Linked DNA regions of Homo sapiens: regions 2, 3, 4, 5 and 6 are each linked to region 1. A link is a loop called in an ENCODE intact Hi-C map of the cell type or tissue named here. Cell type or tissue: endothelial cell of umbilical vein. All regions are shown on one strand. Each heading gives the region's core, and the rest is flanking DNA. Links, peaks and the distances in the headings are about the cores only.

The links. Peaks named below come from ENCODE experiments on the same cell type or tissue, not always from the same donor. Only the 100,000 strongest peaks of a DNase experiment are listed, where the experiment ranks them.
Region 2: it touches region 1 in a loop (4-fold over the local background); 8 of 110 quality-filtered maps call a loop at or near these places.
Region 3: it touches region 1 in a loop (9-fold over the local background); 26 of 110 quality-filtered maps call a loop at or near these places.
Region 4: a loop joins it to region 1, with 15 times the contacts of the local background. A loop is called at or near these places in 48 of 110 quality-filtered maps.
Region 5: a loop joins it to region 1, with 3 times the contacts of the local background. A loop is called at or near these places in 12 of 110 quality-filtered maps.
Region 6: it touches region 1 in a loop (17-fold over the local background); 74 of 110 quality-filtered maps call a loop at or near these places.

The regions. Positions count from the first base shown.
Region 1 is chr1:169,709,461-169,714,699 of GRCh38, forward strand. It overlaps SELL (selectin L), which reads right to left and starts at 2,160. Exons shown (of 9, transcript NM_000655.5): 1 at 2,036-2,160; 2 at 976-1,057. The coding sequence starts at 2,038. In endothelial cell of umbilical vein, for the core only: a CTCF peak has its summit at 2,759 (motif pointing left); DNase peaks (open chromatin) are centred at 2,301 and 2,751.
Region 2 is chr1:168,600,647-168,605,885 of GRCh38, forward strand. No RefSeq gene overlaps it. Among named protein-coding and RNA genes, the nearest start is that of XCL1, 27 kb to the left of the region's middle. In endothelial cell of umbilical vein, for the core only: a CTCF peak has its summit at 3,028 (motif pointing right); a DNase peak (open chromatin) is centred at 3,065.
Region 3 is chr1:169,807,631-169,812,869 of GRCh38, forward strand. FIRRM (FIGNL1 interacting regulator of recombination and mitosis) reads left to right here. Exons shown (of 25, transcript NM_001320047.2): 9 at 161-299. Among named protein-coding and RNA genes, the nearest start is that of FIRRM, 15 kb to the left of the region's middle. In endothelial cell of umbilical vein, for the core only: a CTCF peak has its summit at 2,218 (motif pointing left); a DNase peak (open chromatin) is centred at 2,171.
Region 4 is chr1:169,547,178-169,552,312 of GRCh38, forward strand. F5 (coagulation factor V) reads right to left here. Exons shown (of 25, transcript NM_000130.5): 9 at 3,463-3,562; 10 at 2,624-2,838. Among named protein-coding and RNA genes, the nearest start is that of F5, 37 kb to the right of the region's middle. In endothelial cell of umbilical vein, for the core only: a CTCF peak has its summit at 3,263 (motif pointing right); a DNase peak (open chromatin) is centred at 3,274.
Region 5 is chr1:169,463,199-169,468,437 of GRCh38, forward strand. It overlaps SLC19A2 (solute carrier family 19 member 2), which reads right to left. Exons shown (of 6, transcript NM_006996.3): 5 at 4,913-5,054; 6 at 711-2,779. The coding sequence ends at 2,651. Among named protein-coding and RNA genes, the nearest start is that of SLC19A2, 20 kb to the right of the region's middle. In endothelial cell of umbilical vein, for the core only: no CTCF peak of the experiment used is centred there; a DNase peak (open chromatin) is centred at 3,243.
Region 6 is chr1:169,598,216-169,603,454 of GRCh38, forward strand. SELP (selectin P) reads right to left here. Exons shown (of 17, transcript NM_003005.4): 10 at 4,811-4,996. Among named protein-coding and RNA genes, the nearest start is that of F5, 14 kb to the left of the region's middle. In endothelial cell of umbilical vein, for the core only: a CTCF peak has its summit at 3,021 (motif pointing right); a DNase peak (open chromatin) is centred at 3,096; H3K27me3 peaks cover 459 bases.

The DNA.
Region 1 (5,239 bases), core at 306-4,305:
CACAAAGAGACTCAACTGATGATGTTTAATAAACATATGGACCCATCAAATATGAGGGCTTTGAAGATATCTAATTAAACACATAATTACACAATGACTTCATAATAATATATGGCATTCTAAGCATGGTATGATCTACATGAATCACTATTTAATACAGTAAAGAAACAGATATAATTGATGGTAAAGAGCATCATAAAATAAACATTTTGAACAGAGTTTTGAATGAGCATTCCACTAGAATGCAAGTTCTAAGAGGGAAAAAACTGTTGTGTCCACTGCTGTATCCTTAGTGCCTAGCATAAATTTCACACATTGTAGGGACTCAGAAAATACCTGTTGTATGAAAAGAGCACTAAGTTTCTATGTGACACAGTGCAGACATGGCATAAGGAATGTGTGAACGGGAGAGTTAGCATGTTTGCTTGGCTAGAGCTGAAAATCCAGGCTAGGGAGAAAGAAGACATTAGTTTACTTAGGAAATGAAAAACCAAGTTCAAAGCTATTGCTGGAGAGTCTTCAAGAATCAGATATAAAATTTGTCACAACAATGGGAGAAGGACCAAAAAATGATAAACCCCCGTCCCTTAATAAGCTCGTATTGTAATTGTAGAAATGACATTAATGTACACTGAACTATGAATAAAAAATAGAAAATGAGGTGCTAAATATTTGGTACAGATTGTAAGTACCTTAACAGAGATTTCTTAATTAACATTATTCCTTTATAATTGAGGGATTTTGTGGGGTTATTGGGATTTGAACTCTACAGCATGGGCTATTATAGGTTAAAAATAGTGTTCAGGAGTTTCTGGGGAAGAACTAAAGGTAAGAAGAAAAGAGATGTTTACAGAAGGGATAGAATTAACAGCTCTGTGAAATAATTTTCCCTTAGACTATGTATAACTAGTGGATATTTAAGAAAAATGAATATAAGTAAAATAGACTTAGCGATATATAAATATCATAACATACCACAACAGAGCATTGTCCACCCCCACAACTTGAAGATGTTCCATAAGTCCCTCTGGGTGCTCTGACATTTCCATGGAAATATCTGCAAATGAAATACAAAATTATATTTAGATGTATACTCTTAAACCACACATTTATAGCCTTTGAGGTGGTGCTTACAACTTTCTTAATAATCAGAATAAAACACATATGTCTACTAACCCTGTCTGAGGTAACAGGTTTCTCAGACATAGATGAAAAATTACTTCAAATTTACATCAGAACTGATGCACAGTTTTGTTTTGTTCTATTTTATTTTTACGCTTTAGTCTCAAGTTGCTAATCGGTACTGCCCTGAATTTTTTCTATGGTTTGGTAATTTTTATACCTGCTTTTCTGCTGAGCTATTAGATAAAACTATTTAATATTTACTATGTATATTTTTTAAAGTATTGTTGCTGCTTAATTAACTATTGATGCTTATATTTAATGTTATAGCCTCACTCTTGATCATAATGGGTCAATGCCTCAAATACCTAAAAAAAAAAAAAATTAGATAGCCAGACACCAGGAAAGAAAAGTATTTCTTTTTTTAATAAAAAGAAATACCTTTTTGAGCAACTGAAATGACAAAGTCACAAATTTCCTGCACACCTTAAAATATACTTAATGTAAATGACGAGTTAATGGGTGCAGCACACCAACATGGCACATGTATACATGTGTGACAAACCTGTATGTTGTGCACATGTACCCTAGAACTTAAAGTATAATTTTAAAAAAATTCTATCTTCCAAAGCATATCACTTCTCAGGTAGACACAGTGTTTATTGCAAAAGATCTGATTTCAATAGTATTTCTTCAAGAGTCTCCCCAGAGACAAAGTCAAGAAGAGGAAATCAGCATATCTGAGAAGAAAGATTTCAGGATCACTTTTTTTGAGGGTCTGAGAAAATGTTTAGTTTCTATATTATTTAAAACCAGAATTGAAATGGGGTGATTCCTATCCTTGCCACCTGCCTCTACAACCCCAAGAGTTTCTATCTGAGCATCTAAACGTCTTTTAGGCTGAAAGGCTCACCATGGCTTTGCTTGGTCCTTCTCTAGTTCTTCTGCAGCCCATTGAGCCTCTTGACTTAGCACAAGGGTCTCAGGTCCTTGCCCAAAGGGAGTGTGCTGTGCTGCAGGTAGACTGCACTGAATGTCAACAGAAAGCCTTGCTTTCTTTCATTTCTCTAACCCAGTCTCACATCCTCCTCCTCCTCCCCTTTTCCCTCCCCTTCCTCCTGCACTTCTCTTTCCTCTTTCCCCACCCCTTTCCTAGACTGGCCTCTATTGCCTCCCACTGAGACAAAAATGAACTGCTGATCAGAAAGTAATGTGACTAGATTCTCTCTTCCTTCCCTCCTTTCTATCCTTCCTTCCATTCTCCTATGCATCTTTCCTTACCCTCCTCCTCCTTCACTCATTGTTGTTGCTGTTCTTCTTCCTCTTCTTTTTCCTCCTGCTCCTCTTCTTCTACTTGTTCTTGTTCTTGTTTTTGTTTGGTTCTTGTTCTCCTCTTCCTCCTTCTCTCTCTCCTCCTCCTCCTTCTTTTCCACCACCCTCCCCTATCTTTTTCATAAATGCTAAACTAACTCTTGGCTACCTGTGGTAAATGGCCCTTGGAAATTGCAAATACTACAAATCAAAACTGCATTTCAGACATATTTATGATGTTTGCAAAACTTCAGTAGAGCTAAGCAGTGGACTTGACTCGTTTCGGTTCCTTCACCTCCGTCTTTCCTTGCTCACCACCTAGTGGACGTCCTTGTTAGTGGCACTTCCTGAAGTTAACCCCTGAAGAGAGCCCATGCTCTCTAGCTTTTCACCGTGTAGGTTTGGGAGCCTACAAGTACCTTTAATATTCTTGGACTATAAAATGAGATGGTTTTATAAGACTGCATGTGAAATTAGGACCCATATGATGAAGGACAATAAAAAGGAAGACCCACTGATGTGAGTCAATGAGTCAAATGCAAATCAGATTTGCATTTTTAGGAAAATAATAATAACAACAACAAAAACTCTGAAGCTCAGCGCCCCATATTTATTATATTGTTTAATCTTTATAACAGCTCTCTGCTATAGATATGATTATTATCCCCATTCTAAAGAGTCTCAAAGAGGTTAAGAAACAAATTCAAAAACTAGCGAAAGACAAGAAATAACTAAGATCAGAGCAGAACCATAGGAGGTAGAGACACGAAAAAGCCTTCAAAAAATCAATAAATCCAGGAGCTGCATTTTGAAAAGATTAACAAAATAGATGGACCACTAGCTAGACTAATAAGAAAGAAGAATCAATAGACACAATAAAAAATGGTAAAGGGGATATTACCACTGATCCCGTAGAAATACAAACTACCATCAGAGATTACTATAAACATCTTTACACAAATAAACTAGAAAATCTAGAAGAAATGGATAAATTCCTGGACACATACACCCTCCCAAGACTAAACCAGGAAGAAGTCAAATCCCTGAATAGACTAATAACAAGTTCTGAAATTAAGGCAGCAATTAATAGCCTACCAACTAAAAAAAGCCCAGGACCAGATGGATTCACAGCCAAATTCTACCAGAGGTACAAAGAGGTGCTGGTACCATTCCTTCTGAAACTATTCCAGAGAATAGAAAAAGAGGAACTCCTCCCTCACTCATTTTATGAGGCCAGCATCATCCTGATACTAAAACCTGGCAGAGACACAACAAAAAAAGAAAATTTCAGGCCAATATCCCTGATGAACATCATTGCGAAAATACTCAATAAAATACGGCAAACTGAATCCAGCAGCACATCAAAAAGCTTATCAACCACAATCAAGTTGGCTTCATCCCTGGAATGCAAGGCTGGTTCAACATACACAAATCAATAAACAGAATCCATTACGTAAACAGAACCAATCACAAAAACCACGTGATTATCTCAATAGATGCAGAAAAGGCCTTGGATAAAATTCAACACCCCTTCATGCTAAAAACTCTCAATAAACTAGGTATTGATGGAACGTATCTCAAAATAATAAGAGCTATTTATGACAAACCCACAGCCAATAGCATACTGAATGGGCAAAAACTGAAAGCGTTCCCTTTAAAAACTGGCACAAGACAAGTATGCCTCTCTCACCACTCCTGTTCAACATAGTATTGGAAGTTCTGGCCAGGGCAATCAGGCAAGAGAAAGAAATAAAGTGTATTCAAATAGAAGAGAGGAAGTCAAATTGTGTCTGTTTGCAGATGACATGATTGTATATTTAGAAAATCCCATTGTCTCAGCCCAAAATCTCCTTAAACTGATCAGCAACTTCAGCAAAGTCTCAGGTTACAAAATCAATGTGAAAAAATCACAAGAATTCCTATACAGCAATAATAGACAAACAGAGAGCCAAATCATGAGTGAACTCCCATTCACGATTGCTACAAAGAGAATAAAATACCTAGGAATCCAACTTACAAGGAATGTGAAGGACCTATTCAAGGAGAACTACAAACCACTGCTCAAGGAAATAAGAGAGGACACAAATGAATGGAAAAACATTCCATGCTCATGGGTAGGAAGAATCAATATCATGAAAATGACCATACTGCCCAAGGTAATTTATAGATTCAGTGCTATCCCCATCAAGCTACTACTGACTTTTTTCACAGAATTAGAAAAAAACTACTTTAAATTTCATATGGAACCAAAAAAGAGCTTGTATAGCCAAGACAATCCTAAGCAAAAAGAACAAAGCTGGAGGCATCATGCTACCTGACTTCAAACTATACTACAAGGCTATAGTAACCAAAACAGCATGGTGCTGGTACAAAAACAGATATATGGACCAACGGAACAGAACAGAGGCATCAGAAATAACACCACACATCTACAACCATCTGATCTTTGACAAAGCTGACAAAAAGAAGCAATTGGGAAAGGATTCCCCATTTAATAAATGATGTTGGGAAAACTGGCTAGCCATATGCAGAAAACTGAAACTGGATCCCTTCCTTACACCTTATATAAAAATTAACTCAAGATGGATTAAAGACTTAAATGGAAGACCTAAAACCATAAAAATTCTAGGAGAAAACCTAGGCAATACCATTCAGGACGTAGGTATGGGCAAAGACTTCATGACTAAAACACCAAAAGCAACAGCAACAAAAGCCAAAATTGACAAATGGGATCTAATTAAACTAAAGAGCTTCTGCACAGTAGAAAAAAAAAAACTATCATCAAAGTGAACAGGAAACCTACAGA
Region 2 (5,239 bases), core at 592-4,591, 1.1 Mb before region 1:
AACATGGTGAAATGCTTCTCTACTAAAAATACAAAAATTAGCCAGGCCTGGTGGCGGGCGCCTGTAATCCCAGCTACTTGGGAGGCTGAGGCAAGAGAATTGCTTGAACCCGGGAGGCAGAGGTTGCAGTGAGCCAAGATCGTGCCACTTCACTCCAGCCTGGACAAAAGAGCAAAACTCTGTCTCGATAAATAAATAAATAAATAATAAATAAATAAATAATAAATAAATAAAAATAAAAATAAAAAGATCCTGTAGCACTCATCTAGCACTTGTTATGAAGGAACTGTCTTGTTGTTGAGCTTTCCATGAATGCTTGCAGGGCATTTTAGGGATGGGCTTCATCACCTTTACAGTCTAATGAGTATCCATATGCCTTCCTCCTATAAATTAGTACTCCATCTTGAAGCTGAAAAGTCCACATGCTCATGTAGAGAGGCAAAGAAAGGAACCACAGGTAATGGGAGAAGAATGAAGGTTCATGTTATAGGTTATACAGATCATGCATCAACAAGTAAAAAAACATGCCACACATATATTTTATCTTCTGCACTACGTTAATAAGCTCAAAGGCAACGTCTCTGTTTTAACCATCTTTCGTTTATTTCAGCCCAATGACTCATTTGATGGATGATAGCTGTGCTGTATGCTGACCCAATTACAAGTGCAATGAAATCACAAGGAGGAAATTAAAAAATAAAAATTCCCACCAGAACATTTATTCTCAAGATAAATCAGGAAATGGTATCTATGAATATGATTAATGGATAAGCCCAAAGACGATTCCTCTATCATCACTTTATTGGTAACTCACAGCAAGTTTGGTTCAATTCAGTCCAAGTTTGTTGACTTTCTACATATTGCTGCTGTATGAGTCTCTGGTGATACAGAGAAGAGATAGACATGATTGTGGGGTTACAGTGCTTGGAATTTCTTAGCAGGTGGGCATGCTACATAGATATAAATATGAATACAGGTATTCAAGAAACTATTATTTTCTTAAATAAAATATTCATTTTTGAGGACAGTGCCCCAAGAGGTATTTTTGTTGGAGAAAAAAATATATATATATATAAGGTATGGTGCTTTCAGGTGGGCTGGAAGTGGGCTGCAACTTCTCAAGCCAGGAAGCTCATCCAAAAACAAAACAGATGCTGTTTAGGGGTAGTTAACTAAGGAGCAATTTTATGCTAAGGTGCAGTTTTATGCTAAGGAGCAATTTTATGCTGTATACAGACCTTTATTAAAAATCCTAAGCTTTGCTCTTATTTGGGCAGGTCTTGAATTGGGTACACATACATGTGTATAATTATCTAAACCCAGACATTTTCAAAAGCAAAAAGGGGCACTATTAATAATTATGCTGTGACGAAAGAAGGCATAAACCTGAAAGTATGGCTTTCCAAGTCTTGCAGAACTGACTGTCAGAGTTAATGAAAATAATATAAGGGCCAACTAAAACAAACAATGACACCTCTGAAACAAACCTCTCCTGAATGGAATATCACAGCTGCCGTAGAAGTAGTCATTTCCCATTTGTGGTAAGAATGAAGCAGTCTCCCCAGAATAATTCCACAAACATATTTGCTTCCTCCAGAATTCACTGTTTGCAAATTCCCTGACCTGGGGGTTTACTGTTCCCAGATCTGAAGTTATCACAATATTTACTTGGTCTTGGGCTGATAGGGAAAAAACTTTAGAAAGATGATGAATATTAGATACCAACGAAACAGTATTATTTGAGTGTGTTTCTTTGCATGAGGCATTGAATTTGTGAGTGATGCTGAGGTTTGAATGTATATTTATGTAACTTCACTGTAGGCTATTTTAATAGCATTACATGTTATTCCTTTTATAAAATAGTATATAATACTTCTTGTAGATCATTTTAAAAATACAAAAAAATACAGAAGAAAATAGAATCATATGTAAACCCTAGAGAGAGAACATTTTGCTATCTTTCCATTGGTGTATTTCATGTAGTTGAGTTTATACTGTACATAGAGTTTTTTCTTCCCTTTCCATCTACTATTATACTATTTTAATGCAATTATTATGCAGTATTCAATAATGATATCTAATATTTATGGATGCTAATATATATGATATAATTTAAACCATGTGACAGTCCTACAAGGTAGGCATGTTCGTGAACCCATTTTGCAGATGAAGAAACTGGGAAGTTTGGTGAGGGAATTTGTTCAAGGTTTCACTCACTTAAAACAGATCTTGGGATTGAACCAAGTCTAAATCATACCAGAGTTCAGGTCCTTAACCAACAGGCTCTGCTGTATCAGTTAAGTTTTGGTTCTGAAAATGGAAGCCACTCTAAGTTTTTTTCACTATAAAGGAAGCTGACGTAGGGAATAAGGCTTATACAACCTTTATATATGCCTCCCATTGGAAGAAAACAATGATCAGGATGGCTCTAGATCTAGAAACACAAATATTGCAGTGATATCACTACTACTGAGCTTAGCTGCTTGCAGCATCTGGGAGCTGCTGACAAAGCCCCACATCAGCCATTTGCTGATACCCAGACGCGTGCCTAGATCTTTACTGGAAGCAATGGCCCATCTTTTTCTTCTGCTTTGCAAACTTCACAAAGTGCCACCCCAATGATATTCAAACAGGCACTTGAGAAACGTGATTTCCATGCTTTCAGGCCCTGTTTTACAAGGGGAAAGCTTAGAAGGACAGAAAGGATACTGAACATCCACAGATAATATCAGGCTCACAGGTTATGAGACAAAGCATAATTTACCTGATTTTTTCTATCATTATGCATTTAGGTTGTTTCCTAGCTTGTGGCTACACACTTCACTGGCTCATATGCCCACCTGCATATATATTTTAGCCACACACCCAATTTCAGTTCTCCCAGGGAGAACTGAATATGCAGGTGGGCATATGACCCAGGCAGAGCTGAAATTGGAGTGTGTGGTTAAGATATATCCCAGGTGAGCTCACAAATGTTCTGCTCTTCCACTCCTGGCCCCCTGCTGATGCTTACTGTCCAAACAGCCGCTTGAGGGCAGCACCTCCCCACTACTACAGATGCTGGCACCTGGCATGGTGATGCTGGCTTGCCTCCCTAGGCTAGGTCTCCTTATCTTCCCAAAGCTGCAGACCCTCAGGTTGCCAAGGCACATCATCCGTCTGTGCTGAACCCAACCAAGATTCTTCACCAAGTGAAGAATGCTCTGCACTAAGTCTTCTAACTTCTCCCCTGAGTACTAAACAGAGTTTTCAGGCCTCTGTGTCTCATTTATGGAAACAGCTTCTTTAGTGTCTGAGGGTGATTCTCTGTCCCTTGTGGCTAGACTGACCTATGGGCCTGGTCGGAGGCAGATGTCTCATTGTCTGCCATCTACTCCTCTCTATCGCTTGATGCCCAACCTCTGAGAAATTCTTTCCTTGATGAAAATCAACTCATGGGAAAGAAACTCCAGTTAACTGCCAGCTCTGACACTTCACAACACATGCATTTATTGTTTGAACCCTTAGGTTGAGAAACTTTCTGTATAATCTACTGCTACAATGAAAATTTTGGCCATCACTCTTTGTTCACATTCTCTCCTTAGAGAAGGCTGTGATACATATTGGCAAATTTCTTCCCGAAAGATCACACCAATTTATGCTTCCACCATCCAGTGACAGTGCCTGTATTTGTACCCTGGTCACTGCACTCTCCACTGAATGGTATTTTATCAATCTATGGAGACATTATATTTATGTGTATGTGCATGCATATATATATTTATATGTGTGTGCATGTATATGTATATAAGGGTGTGTGTTTCCCTCAGGATGTTCTGCTCACCATATTAAAATAAATCATGCCCAAATTCTCTCTGCTATATTCTTGAGACCCAAAGCACTGAGCCTTCCAAAAATGTGAGGACGGCAACAGCCCCAACATATCTGTTTAGTCCATTGTAACTGTGATCATTGCAGCTGTTGATTGATTGAAAGGTATTCTTCCAGAGGTTGAAGGGGTGTATTGCTAAGGAGTAGGTTTAACTGCAAGTGACCAAAAAGCCAAAATAAGAGTGGCTTAAACTAGATAGGTTTTTTTTTTCTCTGTCCTCTAGGGACAAAATCAGTAGTTAACAAGGCCAAGGCTGGTATGAGATCCCTGGAACCCAGGTTCTTTTCATTTTTAATTCTCAAATTTGCATCCACTTTCCATCCAGCAAGAAGAAGAAAAGGGAAGAAAAAGATGGGTTTCTTCCTTCAAAAGACATTTTCTAGAAGCTGTATGCATAACCCCAAGTATATAGGTAAGTTCAGCTGCAAGAAAGTATGGGAAATTCAGTCTTTATTCTATGTAATTGTTTTCCAGCTAAAAATAAGAGGAGTTAAGTAAAGAACAGATCTAAAGAGACAAACAGAAGTCCCTCACCTGGAGGTATATAAGATATGATGTCTGTTCTTAAATTACCCACAATTTACTTATTTCCTGGAAAGCCTGTGTTCCTCTTTTACATGGTAAACAAAATGTTGTGGATAATGGCCTATTTCTTTCTTCCTTTTAATTATAGTCTGATTTTCCTTTGACACAGATTATAGTTTCAGAGATGCTTCACATTCATTTTGGACTTCAAGTGGCTGAAGTTTCTCATACTTTACTTTCTTTCCTAGCCAGCCTCTCTGTCTGGCCATTAATGAATCTGAGAATAAACACTCAAATGCAGCTGGTAAGTGTGAGCCTGAAGATTTGTTTCATATCTTTTCCTTGACAAAAGAAGGATGAAACTGTACTAAAACACAAGGAAGCAAAGAAACTGAGAAAGAGGGAAATGAAGACAATGAATATAACCTCCATTATTCAGATTAAAAAACCTAGTTTGGCCATTCCAGGGAACTTTAATGGAGATATACATCAGTGGGCTTAGGGCAGTTTACAGAGGCAGGATTTCACCATGGTACTATATGTATCTTGTACATCTCATAAAATGCACAACAGCAAAAAATTAAGGTAATATAATTTAATAAGTTACTGGTGAGATGAATAAAGATGGTGATATAAGCTTTATTGACTAGCAACCTTAAATAAATAACAGGTATATCTTGGGCAATGAATCCCAGAAGTGTTTCTTATCACTCATAACCACTTGGCAAATGGTCCTTCTGCTGTCCAATTGGTTGGGGAAAAGTTTCCCTATTTAATTTTACATCCATCTTTATTTCCAGCTTTCTCATTTTTTGCCTGAACCATGCATCTATGCAGTGTGCC
Region 3 (5,239 bases), core at 479-4,478, 98 kb after region 1:
GCTTCAGAGGTAAACTGGGCACATCTTAGTTATATTATGTGATATATGATGCTTTTTGATTGTTTTTTTAAATGTTCTACAAGGTAGATATTGTTAGAGGTCCTAAGTTACTTGATGTGTTACTTGTGGTGATTGTATTCTTTTCTTTTTATTCATTTAGGCAGAGCCTTAAGCACCAGTCCATAATAAAAAGCCAGTTGAAACACAAAGATATAATTACTAGCTTGTGTGAAGACATTCTTTTCTCCTTCCATTCTTGTTTACAGTTAGCTGAGCAGATGACACAGTCAGATGCACAGGTAAAATTTGGGCTAATAGCATTTTAAACAGCAACTCTTATTTTCTTTGGCAGTTAGTAAATCTCATTTGAATGTCTGGGTCAGTCTATTTAAGAGGATTTTAATTTATTTCATTTGGGTGTTTTTTTTTGATCTGTGGGATTATTTATATCCCATAATTACTTTTCACCCAGAGCATTGTATTAGATTCCTAACTGCTGTCATTGCCTCTGGGGTCTGCCTGGCTCCCTCTTTGCTTGGTAACTGGTTGGTCACAGCATTCTTCTCAGAATCCTTTCATTCTTTTCTGCATGAGAACAAAAATTCTTTTGTTCATATTTGTATAAGATCTGATATAGCTGCAATCAATCTTGCATTTTTTCTTCACCAACGCATTGCGACCTTTAGGGATACAAGTATGTTTGTGCATGTATATGTATGTATCAGTCTTTTAAATTTGATATAGTCATACATTTGTTTTTATTTTGAAAAGTTAGAGTGTTGAATTGGTATCCCATTTATGAAACATTATATTCTAAAAATTTGTAGTACGATTATTGGGAATTATAACTCATTTTCCTGTAACACTGTTATACATAGTACCTTTTGCTTTCAGACTAGCCCTCAATTTTATTTAACTATAGTAGTCCTAAATTATAAGATTAATAGTACTCAGGACCTAACAGTTATATGTCATTTGTTTTTTTTTTTTTTGAGATGGCGTCTCACTCTGTCACCCAAGCTGGAGTGCAGTGGTATGACCTTGGCTCACTGCAGCCTCTGCCTCACGGGTTCAAGGGATCGTTCTGCCTTAGCCTCCTGAGTAGCTGGGATTATAGGCGCCTGCCACCACGCCTGGCTAATTTTTTTAGTAGAGACGGGGTTTCGCCATGTTGGCCAGGCTGGTCTCGAACTCCTGACCTCAGGTGGTCCACCCGCCTTGGCCTCCCAAAGTGCTGGGATTACAGGTGTGAGCCACCGCGCCCAGCCTATATGTAATAATTTTAATGGGACCATGAATTGAATATTTCTTCCTTGAATAGCAATGACATAGCCCCTTCTATTGTACATCTGCAAGCTGATACAGGGAATTCCTTTGTACCTGCGCTCTTCCCTGCCAGTCAGCTATGGGGGTGAAAGTGTAGGGGTTCATCCAAGTCCTAAAACTGGTAGCAACTCCTAGGGCAGGGCTGATCTGGAAGGACAGACCCTAGGGGAGGGTGGAACTTTAAAAAGAAGTTCTGAAGGTAGTAAGAAGGAAATGAGGAGTAGTGTTAGGAAGGGGCTAACTTTTTTCTTCTTGCTTCTCTTCTTTATCTCACCTGCCCCTCCCCTTGTATCCCTTCTTCCTTTTTCCCTTTCCTTTTTTGTCCTCACTTCATTCGTGCATCCTTTCTGATTCCTCTTACCTTGCTAAAAGGAGAAGTTTGTTTGGGTATCCTATATCAATGGCAGGAAGGTTGTTTTCTTCTTTACCTTTATCCTATAGATTCATATTCTCAACACCAACCTCCTCCTTTTTCAGTTTCCTTCTTGCTTCTCTTGACACCACAGAGTTTGCAGCTAGTACTTGGAGAGGAAAATTAAACAGAGATACTTGGACCAAGAGTAAGATGAAGAAAGTCTAAACAACAGTATAGTCTATAGTGGCAAGAGAGAGTATGGGGGCTGCTTAGCCAGGGTGGCTGTACATAAAGTATATCTTCAGTTTATATAAACTGCTTATAGATGGAAATCAGAAAATTTAAATTCTCTTAACTGTCCAAGAAAATTCTCATTTTTTCAAATTTGGGACTGATAAATGTGACCAGTTCTGCTTACTGTCCATTGCCTGAAATGGAGCTTTGAGGTGGACTGTATAATTTCTTCAATCTTAACTCCAAATTCTGATCAGCGACGCCCTCTGCTGTTCACTATTAATATTTATTTACCAATCAAAGTAAAGTATTGAAGTTTTCCTGGCAGTTTTCACTTTGTGTTTTAGTCCATTTAGGCTGCTATAACAAAATCCCTTAAACTGGGTAAGGGATTATAAATATTAGAAATTTATCTCTCACAGTTCTGGAAGCTGGGAAGCCCAATATCAAGGCACCAGTAGATTTGGTGTCTAACGAGGGTGTGCCGTCTGCTTCAAAAATGGCCCCTTGTTGCTGCATCCTCACTTAGTGCAAGGGGCAAGACAGCTCCCTTCAACCTCTTTTATAAGGGCACTTATGTCATTCATGAGGGCAGAGCCCTCATGACTTAATCACTTCCCCAAAGGCCCCACCTCTTAATAGTATCACATTGGGTGTTAGGTGTCTGGGAGGACACCAATCTTCAAGCCATATCATCTCACTTGGAAAAAAGTCAAAATAAAACCAGTAGATTTAATTAATATTACACTATTTATAGAAGCATGTGATGTATCATTCCTTGTATTAATTTCCTGGGGTTGCCGTAACAAGTTACCACAAACTAGGTGGCTTAAAACAATAGAATTTTATTCTCTCACATTTCTAGAGGCAGAAGTTCACAGTGTGTCAATAGGGCCATGTTCTCTGGAAGGCTTTAGGGGAGAATATATTTCATATCTTTCTCTTAGCTTCTCGGTGTCACTGGCAATCCTTAGCTTACTTTGGCTTTCTGTGTCTTCACATCATCTTTTTATAAGAACACCAGTGATAGTGATTAAGGGCATACCTTACTTTAATATGACCTCATCTTAACTAATTATGTCTTCAATAACCCTATTTCCAAATAAGGCCACATTCTGAAGTATTGGGAGTTAGAACTTAAAGCTTTTTGGGAGGGACACAGTTCAACCCATAACAACCCCTAAAATCGATATTTATTCTCAATTAAGTCTTGAAATTGGTTTCAAAAAGAGAATATTCTATTAGAGTTTTTAATGTATAGTTTTAACATATAGTTCTTTAGCCCCCAATTTTTTTTTTTTTTTTTTTTTTTTTTTTTTTTTTTTGAGACGGAGTCTCGCTCTGTCGCCCAGGCCGGACTGCGGACTGCAGTGGCGCAATCTCGGCTCACTGCAAGCTCCGCTTCCCGGGTTCACGCCATTCCCCTGCCTCAGCCTCCCGAGTAGCTGGGACTACAGGCGCCTGCCACCGCGCCCGGCTAATTTTTTTGTATTTTTAGTAGAGACGGGGTTTCACCTTGTTAGCCAGGATGGTCTCGATCTCCTGACCTCATGATCCACCCGCCTCGGCCTCCCAAAGTGCTGGGATTACAGGCGTGAGCCACCGCGCCCGGCCTGCCCCCAATTATTTAGTTTTTCTATAAACAGGGAAATTTATTTGTGTGGCCCTTAGAACTAATTTAATTTCCACTCTAATTCCTACTTATGTTTATATAATGCTTTTAGAAATTTGTATTATTCAGAAAATAAACATATACTATTGTATCTGTTGCCTACACTTAGATTTTATTGCCTGCTATATTTAAATTTTATTAGTATTTTAATTGTTTTATTAAAGAAAGAATGTGCCTGTAATCTCAGCACTTTTGAGAGGCCAAGGCAGAAGGATTGCTTGAGCCCAGGAGTTTGAGACCAGACTGAGCAACACAGGGAGACCCCCATCTCTACAAAAAATAAAAAAATTCTCCAGGCCTCATGGCACATACCTGTAGTTCTAGTTACTTGGGAGACTGGGGTGGGAGGATGCATTGAGCCCAGGAGATTGAGGCTGCAGTGAGCCATGATCAGGCCACTGTACTCCAGCTTGGACAACAGAGTGAGAGCTTGTCTAGATAGATAGATAGATAGATAATCTAAATAGATAATAGACAGATTATCTAAATAGATAATAGACAGATTATCTAAATAGATAATAGACAGATTATCTAAATAGATAATAGACAGATTATCTAAATAGATAATAGACAGATTATCTAAATAGATAATAGACAGATTATCTATCTAAATAGATAATAGATTATCTAAATAGATAATAGATAGATAGATTAGATAGATAGATAGATAGATAGAGCTTGGACAACAGAGTGAGAGCCTGTCTAGATAGATAGAAACAAAGAAAGAAAGAAAGAATGGTGCTCATATTTTAAAGCATTGAAAAATGGTCTTCCTTGCTTATATTACCCACACCTTCTTTGTTGGCATTAAGATGCAAACTTTGTTTTAAACAGTTGAGTAAATCAAAGATGGGACTGTTAAGTTATTTGTGTTATTTACCTGCTTTTTGAAAATGTAAAAATAAAACTCTAGGTTTAATTAGTAGTATGCTATTTAGTAATGAAGTAAAGCTAGAGGCTTCGAACAAATCTTGTGTAATTTCCTCTTGAATGAGAGAGAAAATTTAAAGTAAGCAAACAAATAAGTTGTGTGTCACCACTCATTCAGTCATTTAACAAGTATTTCCAGAGTACTTATTCTGTGCCAGGAAATGTTGTAGGTGCCCTCAACAACTTAGAGTCTAGCCTGAGACACAAGTAAGTAGGTAATTATTATAGAATGGTATGATCTTTGGAGGACTGGGTATTGGCTGGCTCATGGGAGTACAAGATAGGTACCCAGTGATGAAGTCAGGAAAGGTTTCTTATGGTGATATGATGACGTCTATGCTGATTATAAGGTCAGTGTAGAATAAACTTTGTGCTTTTAAATTTGCATAGCACTGTATTAGAGAGTTCATCTTCAAAATAATCGAAAAGGCTGAGTGTGGTGACCCATGGCTGTAATCCCAGCACTTTGGGAGGCCGAGGTGGGCAGATTGCTTGAGCTAGGAGTTCGAGACCAGGCTGGCCAACATGGTGAAACCCCGTCTCTACTAAAAATACAAAAATTAGCCAGGAGTGATGGTGCGCACCTGTAATGCCAGCTACTTGGGAGGCTGAGGCAGGAGGATCACTTGAACCCAGGAGGTGGAGGTTGAAGTAAGCCGAGGTCATGCCACTGCACTCCAGCCTGGGCAACAGAGTGAGACTCCATCTCAAAAAAAAAAAAA
Region 4 (5,135 bases), core at 1,130-5,129, 160 kb before region 1:
AACAAACAAACAAAAAACAACAACAACACACTTAAACGTAAAACCCCAAACTACAAAAACCCTGGAAGACAACCTAGGCAATATTATTTGGGACATAGGGATGGGCAAAGCTTTCATGACGAACATGCCAAAAGCAATAGCAACAAAAGCAAAAATTGTCAAATGGGATTTAATTGAAATAAAGAGCTCCTGCACAGCAAAAGAAACTATCAAGAGAGTAAACAGACAACATTCAGAATGGGAGAAAATTTTTGCAAACTATGCATCTGGCAAAGGTCTAATATGGAGCATTTATAAGGAACTTAAATTTACAAGAAAAAAACAAACAGCCCCATTAAAAAGTAGGCCAAGGACAGGAACAGACACTTTTCAAAAGAAGACACACATGTGGCCAAAGAGCATATGAAAAAAACGCTCAACATCACTGATCATTAGAGAAATGCAAATCAAAACCACAATGAGATACCATCTCGCACCAATAAGAATGGCTATTATTAAAAAGTCAAAAACTAACAGATGTTGGCAAGGTTGTGGAGAAAAAGGAACACTTATACACTCTTGGTGGGAGTGTAAATTAGTTCAACCATTGTGGAAGATACCATGGTGAGTCCTCAAAGACCTAAAGTCAGAAATACCTTTGAACCCAGCAATTCCATTACTTGGTATGTACCCAAAGGAATATAAATCATTCTGTTATAAAGACACATGCATGCGTATGTTCATTTTCGCACTCTTCACAATAGCAAAGACATGAAATCAACCCAAATGCCCATCAATGACAGACTGGATGAAGAAAATATGGTACATATACACCATAGAATACTATGTGACCATCAAAAAGAACAAGATTATGTCCTTTGCAGGGACATGGATGGAGCTGGAGGCCATTATTCTAAGCAAGTTAACGCAAGAACAGAAAACCACATACTGCATGTTTTCACTTACAAGTGAAAGCTAAATTATGAGAACACATGGACACATAGAAGGGAACAATACATACTGGGGCCTATCAGAGGATGGAGGGTGGAAAGAGGGAGAGGATCAGAAAAAATAACTAATGGATACTAGGCTTAATACCTGGGTGATGAAGTAGTAAGTACAACAGACCTCCATGACACATGTTTACCTATGTAACAAACCTGCACATCCTGCACATAAGTACCCCTGAACTTAAGAGTAAAAAAAAAAGAAAAAAAAGTGCTGTATTCAGTCATTAACATTGCAGCAAATTATCTACACCACTGAGTTCTCAGAAACCAAAGTGACATAGTTCTTGGAACTACTGAAGCCATATAATTCAGGCATTTATGAGAGTCCATTGTGTACACAGCACTTGTTAGAGCTAAAGGTAATATGCAAAAGCAAACAGAACAGATAAGAAAATTCAGAGATTAAAATATCCCAAAAGAGCCGGGCACAGTGGCTCACACCTGTAATACCAGCACTTTGGGAGGCTGAGGCAGGTGGAACACCTTAGGTCAGGAGTTCGAGACCAGCCTAGCCAACATGGTGAAACCCTGTCTCTACTAAAAAATACAAAAATTACATGGGGGTGGTGGCGGGCGCCTGTAATCCCAGCTACTCAAGAGACTGAGGCAGGAGAATCACTTGAACCCAGGAGGCAGAGGTTGCAGTGATCTAAAATGGTGCCACTGCTCTCCAGCCTGGGTGACAGAGTGAGACTCTGTCTCAAAAGAAAAAAAAAAAAAAAACAAATCCCAAAAGAAAAATCTCATTTCGCTATGGCAGCTGAAAGTCTGTCTATCTCTGTAATTGCACACCTTTCAACATGAATGATTGACTGAATATGCTCTGAATAAGTGCAAAGGATGAAAGAGAAGGTTGCAATAGAAAAGCCTTATGCTTCTACTACCTGTTTCCTTTCCTAGCTCAATAAATCAGGATCTTCCATATGTCCAGAAATTCATTTCTGCTTTTTCTAGGCATATGTTTATTTTGTATGCCTTGAGATAAGACCTCTTTGGTTACAGTTTAGCATAATTGGGAATTTTAGTTTAATAATATGAGACTACAATTCTTCAATGAAGACAAACTCAGAAATTCAGTATCTTTGTTCACATTCTTCTGTATACTTTAGTCTCAACAGAGATGGGCCATAATCTGGGTCCAATTTCACTAGGAACTATGTCTCTAAATTTGGTTGCTTTCAGAGAATCTCTCCTCTGTCTCCCTATTGCAGGTCTCTAAAAATAGCAAAGACTGGTAAAGAGCTTTATACTTTTACCAGATGGTATCTCACTGAACCCCCAAACAGACCTGTAACATTTTTAGGAGGGTTATTACCCATTTGATAAAAGGAAGAAATTAGGAAAGGCTAATCAACTTGCTCAACACATCCAATACCAACAGACCTGGAATTTGAAACTAAGACAAAATATGTTATCACACTCTAGACTTGCCTTCGGCAGTGATGGTACTGATAAAAATAGACAAGACAAAAAAAAAAAAAGAATAAATGTTATCACACTGGTGCTAAAAAGGACTACTTGACAATTACTGTTCTCTTGAAGGAAATGCCCCATTATTTAGCCAGGAGACCTAACATGTTCTAGCCAGAAGAAATTCTCAGAATTTCTGAAAGGTTACTTCAAGGACAAAATACCTGTATTCCTCGCCTGTCCAGGGATCTGCTCTTACAGATTAGAAGTAGTCCTATTAGCCCAGAGGCGATGTCTCTCATGATGTCCACGTCACTGTAGTATGGTCTTGTTAAGCACTGGGCATCATTTTCTGTGGGTTCATCAAACTCTAAGATGTTCCACTTATAAGTATAGGTTTCCCCTGGTTGAACTGCTCTGATCATGGTGTTGTTCCTGCCTGAAAGAAAATATATTCAAAATTGTTTTCATTTGCAAAGTTATTTCATGATAATAAATAAATAAATAAGCTTTCGCTGGAACCAATTAATATTGCAAAAGGAATTCTTTTATTTTTATTTTTTTTAAATTATACTTTAAGTTCTAGGGTACATGTGCACAACGTGCAGGTTTGTTACATATGTATACATGTGTCATGTTGGTGTGCTGCACCCATTAACTTGTCATTAACATTAGGTATATCTCCTAATGCTATCCCTCCCCCCGCCCCCCACCCCCCCCCCCCGACAGGCCCCGGTGTGTGATGTTCCCCATCCTGTGTCTAAATGTTCTCATTGTTCAATTGAATTCTTTAAATATTCTACTTGGAACCTGGATAACATGTAGCCATTAGATAATGCTCCACTAGAGGCCACTATGACACTAATAAAAGACACCATATTTTGTTACCACTAAGAGACAAAACTCCTGAAGTGAGAAGGGTTTGGCTGTGATTTTTAGGATACTCCTACATGTATACTACCTGACTGCAGTAGTGACACCACCGGGCAAGGAGAATAGCAGAAAAATGTGGCAGCCTCTCAGAAGTTACTAGTTGGATTCAGTAGAAGTGAAAGATTCAAACCTGAGGTGAAAGAAGAGTTGACTTCATCTTCATAAGGCGAGAAGGTCACTCCATGAGGGTAAATGCTATAGGGGCGGCTGGCCATATTTTTGAACACGATCTACAAAGTTAAATCAAATTTATTCTAGGATTTAAGGTTGATCATGACAAATAATATAAGATACTAGCTTTGCATATTCACCTTTTGGATGGTGTGTGTGTATACATGTGTACACACAGTAGGAAAATTAGATCTGTTTATCTGAGCAGTAACCTCCCCTCATCACTTGGCAGGAGCATTGGAGAGAGTGTTTCACTCACACATTAAGGTGGAAAATGGAAAGAGAAGTCTGACTTTAGAGGATAGGTTAGGAGAAGTGACGTTTTCCTCACAGTATCACTCTCTCCAAGCAAGTCCTCCTTCCCCTGCCCTTCTCTTTTCAGCTTGGGCCACATCTCATTTTGAATCTGCTTCTCATCTCTAGACCATGATCCCCTTCCCCTGCCCGGTAGATTTTTTAGGACACTGTCTTTGAAGTCATCTTCTCAGCTAGGTTCAGTGGCTCAAACCTGTAACCCCAGCACTTTGGGAGGCTGAAGCAGGTGGATCACTTGAGCTCAGGAGTTCAAGACCAGCCTGGGCAACATGGTGAAACCTCATCTCTACAAAAAAATACAAAAATTAGCCAGGCGTTGGGGCGTGTGCCTGTAGTCCCAGCTACTTGAGAGGCTGAGGTGCGAGAATCGCCTGAGCCCAGGAAGTGGAGGTTGCAGTGAGCCATGATCACACCACTGCACTCCAGCCTGGGTGACAGAGTAAGACCCTTGGTGGGGGGGAAAAGCTACTTGCTTGAGAGGCACAGACAAATAGCCAGATCCTGAACTTTTAATAAGGTATGTCTACACTTGCTGAGAGCACATAAAAGGGATCAGAAATGGAAGAAGGGAAAGAGGCATGGAGAAAAAAAACTGCTTTTGTCCTTTGGCTATTTTAAATGAACAGAATAGACCTTGTCAGGTGCATAAAACACACAGGAGTCCTAGTTAGGCTCTTTAATCTGCAAAAGAGAACCTTAATCCTATCTTCTATTTGGTTGATTGTCAAAGCCTTTGGATCATCCTTTGTCTGTAGATTAACTACACTCTAGGATTTTGTCAAAGATTGCAACCTTTAATTCTCTGCTGTCCAATTCTTATCTATCTTGGTGAAGTGACATGACATTTAAGGAGAATTGTCTGAGGAAAACTCCGTGCTCTTGATACATGGAGTTTACCTTCATCAGAGTCCAACCATTAGAGAGCTGCATACCTAGACTACATTAAAAAATGAGTAAAAATTGTTTCTATTCAATTGTGTTTACTGTTATATCTTAGCTATAATGAGAAATATTTTAATGCAACTTTTAATCTATTATTTTATGCAACTTTTAATCTATTATGCTGGTTATAAGAATTTTATCAAGGATGCCATCTACTGTATCACTCAGCACTCTCTTTTGTAGAACTCATTAAAGAAGTTCCTCTTAGATCTTAACATCAGGATAAATGGTGCTTTCTTTTTGTAGATGATGTAAACTTCACCCTGACATATTTCCTTTTTTACACTGACTGCCATAAAGCTTAGGACAAAATTTGAAGACAGCCTTACAGGGTCACATGGTATCTACTTATCTGTGGCTTTATTTTCTTTGTCC
Region 5 (5,239 bases), core at 1,199-5,198, 250 kb before region 1:
AATGGCGTGAACCCAGGAGGCAGAGTTTGCAGTGAGCCGAGATTGCCACTGCACTGCAGCCTGGGCAACAGTGCAAGACTGTCTCAAAAAAAAAAAATTTATTTTTGCATGAAAAATTTCCAGGACTTTGGTGATAAGCAGCGAAATCAATGCCTTAAGTAGATTTTGAAATGGTATATTAAAAAATGGTACTCATTTGGATACTGTAAGAAAATACTGATTAGGTTTCTGGGATATAATGGACAAATGATTCTCAACTCATGGCAAGAAGATTCCTCCCTGGGTATCAGAATAATTTGAGGTGGAACAAAGAGGCTATGAAGTTTCAGAACAAGGTGGTATTTTCTGCTCTTGCTTTAATTTCCTTTATTGTAAAAATTCAGTTAACATCAAAGAGAGTGTCTTTTTTTTTTTTTAAGGAAGAATGCTTTAAAAAGAGATAAGAGCAGTGCCAACATGAAAACCAAAAAAAAAAAAAAAAACAGTGCAACGGGGTGCCAAAAAAAAGGGGGAAAACATCTGAAATAAGGGGGAAGAGTCAAAGGTAAAAATCACAAAGCAATGGAATAATTAAAAAGATAACAAAAGGTTAACTAGGCAAGTTAGACCAGGGGAAGACTTAATATGAAATTTGTCCTAGGATAAATTATTAAAATATTTAAAGATATAATCTAAAGCTCCTACTGAAATAGAAGATAAATTTAAAACAATTTTGATTAAAAAGAGAAAATATACTGTAAAATATTTATTTAATAAAAATAATTTTATAATCTATACAGAATTGAATAAAAAGTACAACAAATTATTTTCACTTATTTACAAAACTGCATACAGTACAACTTGCACATTGAGTTCAGCATTCTATAAATATGGCCACATACCAAGATGTGAACATATTCTTGTCTTATATAAGAAAAGGCTCAGGTTGTATGCCACAAACTTTGAATTAAATTCCAGGGAAATATTGCTTTGGTAACATGAACAATTTGTACCACATTCCATTAAAAAAAGATTTAATAAAATCCCTCAAACAGCACTTTTCTACTTGTTTCGGAGTACACAATTCCCAAATTAGCACAAACAAAACAAAGCAAAAAAAGAAAAACAGACAGAATGTAAAATGAAGGTTGCTACTTTTATGATATCACTTCCCTTTCCCTTCCTTAGCTAGTGTTCTTTTCCTTTCCCTTAATAGTAAAGGATGGTGAATAGAAAATGACCTATTCTTATCCCCATCCATTTGCTTCTAGGATTCCTGCTTAAACCAAATGAGTATGTCGACTTTGCAATCTTGACACACTATTATTAACACTGTTCAGCTGTGTCATTCTAAAAAAGTTAATACCCCAGTTAAAAGCACCTATCTAGATTCTTTTCAAGATAAGGCAACAAAGTCAGCTTTAAAATAGTTTTCATGTCTGACATATACTAGCAGCCCCTTGGTAGACTGATTTCAGAATTAAATGCATATAGAACATTTTTTCAAGTAACTTGGTAATGAAATCACTAGCAATTTTAAGCAAATATTCAAGATGATCTACCTTTAGAAACAAAGGCAGATTTAAGGTAAAAAAATGCAGGAATCACATCTATCCTAGTTCCTGTCCCATTGAAATAATTGAAAAGAGGCTCAGTTTATGAAAAAGGCCTTGGACTAATGCAATTCCTATTGACATCTTTACTTGGATAAGAAAAACAAATTAATATAAAAACTATAAATAGGGATGAAATTATTAAAAAAAGATTTTTCATTTTATTTTGGAAATAAAAGGGAATACAAATACAAATGGCCTAGTTACATCTTTAGCCTATATATGAACTTTTAATCTTGGAATTAATAGTCCTTCATATTGAAGATTTAAAGACAAGCAAGCGTACCTTAAGCTTTCTTAAGTCTCTTCATTTAGCAGGCTTCAAAACTTGCCTTATTTTCTAACTAAATGAGCTTCTCTGGGAAGCATATGAATAATGCAAAAACGTACTTCTAAACAAATTTTACAGAAATAAATAATCGTCACAATGGGAACCAAGAACATTCATATGATGAATTTTTTTAAAATAACTTAAAATTAGAAATGATACGTACACCTTAAAATACAGAACACTAAACCAGAACAAATATTGCCAGTGATAGAATAACTATGTAGAAAGACCAATGTACATGAGTAACACAGAAATAAGAATTAAATTGAATAGAGGCAGATGCTGTTAGAACATATTTCCATCCATCATGACTTGCAACATTTTGTGGCCTCTGTGGAGCCCTGGTCCCACCAGGCCAAGCATCTGGCTAAGTAGATACAGACATATGTGACCTATAAAACACCAAACTCACTTGCTAATGAAGTATACAACACCATGTGCTGCTTTGATTGCTCTTGACTGGTTTTTAAAATCAAGTTCACTTTTGAATCAGAAAAAAAGTCATCCTTAAATTAGCTCTCATAAATAATCCATGAAATAAACTTTACTTCTGGCTCCTCTGAATAGTATCATGTTATTCCCGGAACACAAGGTATTAGTCAAGTGGCTGCTGTGAAGTCAAGAAATGCACATTCATAAATATATGTCTACGCTTTAAAAAATCAAACACATCCAGGCAGTTGCTGTGCAGAGTTCTTGCTATAAGAAGAAGCCCTTCAGCAGTATATTATGAAGTGGTTACTTGAGAACTTGATTGTGGATCTTCCAGCTTTCTACATTTCTTCATAACACTGACTGCACCACTGGCCAGGAAAACCACAGCGATGAGTGCAAAATAACTGGCATAGATCAAAAACTAGAAGGGGGAAAAGCAGTTTATTGAATTATCAATGACAAGAGGATTACTCTATAATAAAGTATATTCAGAATTTGTCCATAAAGCCTCAAAAAATATTGCATACTTACACCACGTGCCAGACCCTGAAGACACAAAGCAGCATCACAGCACGGTGGTACTAAATAAAGCCTGACTGCCTGAGTGTGAATCCTGACTTCATCCCTTACAAGCTGCGTGAACTTGATTGAGATACTTCATCTCTGAGCCCTTCTTCACTTACAAAATGGAATTCATAGTAGTTCTCACTTTACAGCGATGTTGGTACCCATCAGTGAGATCATAAATGCTTATTAGCACAATGCTAATGCTGTTAGTATTACTTTTATTGTTGTTGCTGTTATTGTTATAATTCAGTCCTGGTCTCTGCCTTCAAGCTGATAGGTGGGTACAAATAGGCCAAATTCTGAAGATCAAGAACTTCTCTATTTTTCCCCAGAAGAGGGCAGCGGCAGGTCAACTATATTCCATTACAGGATTACTTAATGTAAGAATTCTTCCCTAAGACAATTTTTTTTTTTTAAGTTCTGGGGTACATGTGCAGAATGTGCAGATTTGTTATATAGGTATACGTGTGCCATGGTGGTTTGCTGCACCTATCAACCCATCATCTAGGTTTTAAGCCCTGCATACATTAGGTATTTGTCCTAATGCTCTCCCTTCCCTTGCCTCCCACCCCCCAACAGGCCCCAATGTGTGTTGTTCCCCTCCCTGTGTCCATGTGTTCTCATTGTCCAACACCGACTTATGAGTGAGAACATGCAGTGTTTGGTTTTCTGTTCCTGTGTTAGTTTGCGGCGGATGATGCCCTAAGCGAAATTTTAATGTGACTATATGGTTTATTAACATCATCATCATCATCATCTTCTTAAAATAACATACTAAATACTTACAAACTGGTTCAAAAGTACAATGAGAGTATGGCCTTAAATCACTGAGCCAGTTTCTTTCAATGTTGGCTACACTTCTGCAGGAAGCCATTAATCAATCATGGCAGTTAGGGTTTCAGCACCACCCATAAAATCCTATTATTCCACGTGTTTAAATCCACCATTTCTATAAGAATCTGCTGACAAATTTCCACTTCCAATGACAGCCATGTTTCCCTCAACTGTAATAGTCCTGGGAACTCTCCCTTATACAGGGAGGATGGCAAGCACTTAAGTTTCTCTCCTACTTTCCATCCTGAAATAAGTTTTGGGGTTAGATGTTGGTTTAACTCTAAGCTCTGGAACACTACTAGTGATGGTATGGACAAGTCACTTAACATCTCTCAGACTCATCTTCTTCATGTCTAATACAGCAACCCTACAAATCCTATATAAAGCACTTGACACGTAGAGGCACTCAATGCACATTGTCTATTATTACTATTTCTCTCTTAGATCGCTTCAGTAAAAACAAAGTTAATTACGGCTAATATGTTGGGAAGAAATCATTTGGGTTGGGATGGGGGTGGGAGTAAATACTTCTTGATTCATTCAGTTGCCCATTTTACCAAAGTACAAAACAAGATATACTTAAAACTCACAATGCATGAAGGCATATACAACTATACAATTCCTGAACGTAAAAAGTATTCACATTGTTGTTGGGTGTTGGTGCAAGTTTCTCAATAGTCATAAGTTACAAATCATAATGTTGTTCATCAGCAGCAAGGCATTACCGTGGTATTTGGGTGAGGGGTGTTTTAAATAAAGAAGGGAGGAGACTTAAAGAGTTGTGAGATGAAGCAGGGAATCTCAAACATGGGATACAGTATTCCAAGCATAGATTTAAGTATAGAGGGAAATAATGGATGAGGAAGCAGAAGGTCTTGGTCTGTAAGGAATCAATATTACCTCTCAGCTGAAACAGCCCCATTGGGCTGATGAGTTACACTCGGGAATGTTCTAAGACCTGACAATCCCAACACCCTCCCAGGAGAAAAGAACTAAGGATAGGGGAGAAGATGTTGAATGAAGGAAGGAGGGTATGCTTTTACTTTACATCTGTTCCCTATTGTTTGGATTTGTTTTCATTAAGCATACATATACTTCTGTCACCCTGATCAAGTCACACATACTACCTTCGATGCCAAAGGAGAGATCTTACCTGAGTGGTAATTTCTAATCCAAGGCCACTGGCATCTACCACAATTAGAGTGAGCAGCGTCTGCAGTGCCAGGGCAATGAAGGTATTTACACCAAATACTAGGGCATAGCGTTCCATGCTGAGGTTTGCAGCAATTTGAAAACTTAAAAAAAAATAAAAGAGTGAATAAATAAGAATTACTTCTGGAGTACTTATAATATTTATTCTAAATAAAAGTAAACATTTATCTTTAAACATGAAGAGTCCTTCTTTCTACTGTCAATTGCCTTTCCAACCAAATGAAAACATTCTGCAACTAAATGATATAAATCTCATGCAAACATCTGA
Region 6 (5,239 bases), core at 629-4,628, 110 kb before region 1:
TTCTCTAATATAAGACTATTATTTATCAATAAATGTTGGGTTATAGACAAATGAAGTGACTATTCTTTCTTTAAATCTAAGGCTATTCTGACAACAATACCTTGGTCAGATAAGTCTCATTTACTTAGATAGTTTGATTTTTACAAACCTCTTCAAGACCTATATGCTCCCTCATGGAAAACCAATGTACAGTATTTGGCTTTTACATACTGGCCCATGTATTTTTCAGTAACAAGCTATTCATTGAAGGATTATGGATTCTTATTGCATGAATCCATTCAAATAGCCAAAATAACACAGTGAATTTCAGTTCAGTACTCTCAAATTGTTGAGTAATTAACAACTTCATATCTGACACATCAAATCAATTTACTAAACCTTTTTGAAACATGTCTACTGGTGTAACTCCTAGACATGAAGTCATCTGTGAACATTTTCACAAAAATAACTTTTTCATAATCTCCCAGAATTACAACTTTAAACTGAAGAATATGTATAATGTCAGCTGCAGGAAAGCAGGGACCTTGTCAGTTCTTTGAACACTGTATCCCAGAGAACAGGGCCTGACACATAGGAGGGGTTCTACAAATACTTATGAATTGAATGAATACAGTAATGAATACAATTTAATTTAAATGCATTCTAAAAGGTATGCCTACCTGGTTTGAAAAGAAACAAGAGGAATTACTGTTTTTAAAAATTAACCGAAGGGGGCCCTAGTATAAAATGAGAACTACTACAGCATTAAATTCATTTGGGGGATAGTGCTTTGGTTTCAGTCTTATCAGTCATGCTCAGCCAAGGTTACATATCCAGACTTTCATATTTATAAAAGTCTCTGAACTCTCTCAGGTAAAAATTAACCTTGACCCTTACATACTAAGAATTTGGCTCTGGATCATGTAAAGAAGTGGGTTTACCTGTTTGAGGGGCAGCCTAGATGAGTTACATGGAAGCCTAACCCAGATCCGGCATATGGTGGGCACTCAGCAAACATGGGATGAATGACATTTGTGGAGTTATCAAGGATGCTGCTGGAATGGAGATTAGTGCAGATGCAGGAAAAGAGTTATACCCAGGAATGACTTTTGTGCATAACTTTGAGAAGTGGTCATATTCTTGAGCCTACTCTAAAACTTTGGCAAAAAAAAAAAAACTCCTGAATAATTACAAAAATAGAAAACAGATAAGGTTTGCATTTATTGCACGCTTAGTGTTCTATTTTCACTGACTACCAAGGCAGTTCTATCACATATGGGTATTCATTGGTGTTCTTCTATAGTCCATCAAGAAAGTATACATGATTGCATCTGAATTCTTAAACATATTGATTTATATTATTTCAAATAGATTTAGTAAATTATCTGTTTCCTTTCATTATATCATTTTACTTGAGTTTGATAGAGTTTTCTCAATAATTTTCTGGAAAGAAGATATAGTATGAATAATAAATGTATCTGAGTTGAATATTGTAAACTCAAACTTTAGGAATAAAACTAGGAAGCCCCACAGATTCAGAGAAATGTTGGGGGAATGAAGAAAAAAATGGAGATGTCAGCTGGGCCAGAGTTTTAGGGGGCACCAGTTCACCATATTTTAGGACGTGAGTAAGCAGGCACATGGCAGAAGAGCAGAGTTGAGGTTGGGACTTGGAACCAGGACCCCTCCCCACGCAGTGAAAATAGACATTAGGAGTTGGGTTCAGCAGCCAAACATGGTCACCAGAGGATCAATGACAGACAGTGTTAAGGGATTAGGAATTCAGCAGTCTGTATCATGAAAGTGGTCCAACAGGCAGGGACAGGAGGGATACGGAAACTGTGTACAAGCACTCCATCATGCAGGTGGCATCATCAAAGTTGGCACAAGAACCTCAAGCACTGCTTAGGCTCATGAAAAGGACTTCAGGTCCTGAAGGGCAAAGGCAGAGACAAGGCTGAAAAATAACCGACTCTCTGTATCCAAGGGTTCTGCATCTACGGATTCAACTCGTTGTGGATCAAAAACATTCAGAAAAAAAATAAATTATATAAAGTTCCAAAAAGCAAAACTTGAATTTGCCATGTGCTGAGTATGTTGAATCCATGCAGATGAAGTGATGTGTAGGCTTTGCATTAGGTATTATACGTAATCTAAAGACGGTTTAAAAGTCTAAAGGAGAATGTATGTAGGTTATATGCAAATATTATGCCATTTTATATAAGTGACTTGGGCATCTGGGGATTCTGGTATCTGCAGGGAGTCCTGGAACCAATTCCCCCTGCAGATACTGAGGAACAACTAGGCAGAGGCCACATCCCAGAGGGCCCAGGGAACCGGCATTCTAACTAAAGTGGAACTATCGGTAGAGCCATCCCCCAAAATGAAATCTCACATTGCACTCTGAAGAGACAGCTTGAGAACTCCACCTGCCACACTGCCTCTGCTTACTTGGAGGCCCCTGAGTCCATCTGATGTATCCTAGAACTCTGCAAAACACCATGTGAAAATTGGGGTTCTAGGGGGCAGTGCTGAGGGTTAAAAATTAATGGGTTCAGGCATATGGGAAAATAAGAGGAACCATTTGCCTAAATTTAGAGCATAAATTTGGAGAACGAAGAAGAAACACAAATGCAAAAACCAGGGCTCAAGATCAGGATCAGTCAAGGTTGATAATTCCAAGGGCCATAGTGGGTTAAAGCTGCTGTTCATGGTCAGGGTTGGGTCTTGACAGTGAGTGGGGATGGGGCCTGCAAAGTGGGAGGCAAATGCCTCCTCCTGCAGAGAAAGGGGGGCTGGAAAGTAGTGAAGGGAAGCAAGGGCTTTAGAGATTACAGATTTAGCAGCCATGTTGGTTGCCTACATGATTTAAAATGTGAATGAGATTTTTAAAGGTTTTTTTAAATATTCTTTAGCCTTAAAATGTGGGAAAATAGAACTTATGAGAAATGTCAATGGAATAAATGAATAAGAGAGTGAGGAATAAATGAATGAGTGAAAAACCACAAGCCCAAATGCTTTCCTCCATACATGTTCTAGAATTCTCAGGGAACTTGTAGTATATCTTTTTGACAGCAGATGGTAGCATTTTATGTCTTTCACCCTACAGAATTCTTGACCAGGGAAGCGACCTCAAAGATGGTCTGGTCCACTCTTCTCCTTTTGGAATTGAGAAAACGGGAGCCTAAGGGTGTGACAAGACTTTCCTAATGGCACATGACTTGGAGAGAGAGCAATACAAGTCTTTGGATATTAATCTAGTGCTCATTCCACAGGAAGGAATAAATAATATTTTAGCTGTTTTTGTGTAACACGAATAGATTTCTACCAACATATTCTCTCATCTGATCACCAGGCACTGCCATTTCTAAAGTTCATTTAGCAGTTATAGCTGCAATCTGTGGAGTGGAAAAGAGTAAATTCACAAGTGACTTACCTGAGATTCAGAAGCTCTGCCACTGGGTGATAGTGTAGTTCAGTGGTCAAAACACTAGCCCTATAATCAGACTAGGCCTGGGTTTGCATCCTGTCTCCATACTTCAAGCTATATGAACTTTGCTAGCTACTTAACCTCTCAAAGCCTCAGTTTCTTCACCTTTAAAATGGGCATAGTAATAACCAACTTAAGGGTCATTTGTGTGGATTGAATGTGATGATGCTTATGAAATAGGTAGTCCTACATTAAGCAATAATTATTACCATTATCACTGGTCTCATTATTACTAACTCTACACTGAACAATACATTAGAACAATAGCACCTTTTGCAACTAAACAGGAGCTATGAATTAATTAATTCAGTGCACTTCTATTTTAGAACATAAAATATACTAGATACTTTGCCAGCCAGATGTCTCAGGGGAATTAAAGACAGATAAGATCTGGCCCCTGCCTTTGAGAATTCCACTAAATTACCAAAGCTTGTGTTTGAGTAAATTTTACTGGTAAATGATCACCTTCAATTCAACAGATATTTGTCACACACACCCATTTTTATTCTGTCTAGCTGCTGCAGGGGGTATAAAGATGAAGAAGGCACAGCTCCTGCCTTCAAGAAGCTTATATTCAATATAGAAGTGGAGAGAGGAGGGAAGTGCACACATAGTTATGCTAGGGTTAAATCTCACCCATCCCTAAATAAGGTCTGTGGCTGGGATTTAGTAATGCTCAGTTGAAGGTGAATGTAGGAATGAAGAAATGAAGAATGTAGCTGAAGAAGACTCTGTAAGGAAGTAAAACTTTCAGTGACATAGAGCTGAGCCTTTTCACTTACTAACAGTGTGACCCTGGACGAGTTATTTAACCTCTTTAAGCTTGTGTCTCTTCCTTATCTATAAAATGAGATGATACTGCCTTTCCTTATTATTTTAGAATTGTGGTAAACAGGAATGCTATAATGACATGAAAGCACTTCCTGAAACTGTGCAATTTTTTTTTGAGACAGAGTCTCACTCTGTCACCAGGCTGGAGTGCAATGGCACAATCTCAGCTCACTGCAACCTCCACCTCCTGGGTTCAAGCGATTCTCCTGCCTCAGCCTCCCGAGTAGCTGGGACTACAGGCATGCACCACCATGCCCAGCTATTTTTTGTATTTTTAGTAGAAACGGGGTTTCACCATGTTGGCCAGGATGTTCTTGAAACTGTGGAATATTTAACTAAAGCTATTAAAATATTATTTAAAGAGAGGGAGAACTTTTTTATCTAGATTACCATTGTTGTGGAGAGTGTTGTTTGCTTCAGCTCAAGAACACTTTTATATAAATCCCTGATGATTCTCCATTCTCTGATGTCATCTTTAAAGCCATAAGAAAGGACAGACCCACAGCCTACCTTCACACATTGGTGGGGAGTCTGTCCAGCGTCCCGATCGAGTACAATCCAATCTTTCTGGTCCAGACAAAGAATATCCCTCGTCACAGATGAATTGACATGTGGATTTATAACTGGAACTTCCAAGAGGTTGAACACAGGTCATTGTTCCATTCTGAGGGCTTAGCAAAGGTGTGCAGGGAATGGCTATCATGGGCATGGCAGAGGAGAAAAGAAGAGATCATTTTATAATTCAGCAACCTGAACTCTGTAACTCTCTCTCTCTTTCTCCCTCTCTCTCTCTGTGTGTGTGTGTGTGTGTGTGTGTGTGTGTGTGTGTGTGTGATTAATATACAACGATGGTATTTGGCTAAAAGTGATTGTTTGAATTTCATGATGCTTCATCACCAGTTAGAGATTGTAGAGGTGTAAAATAGCAGCAGCTTACAG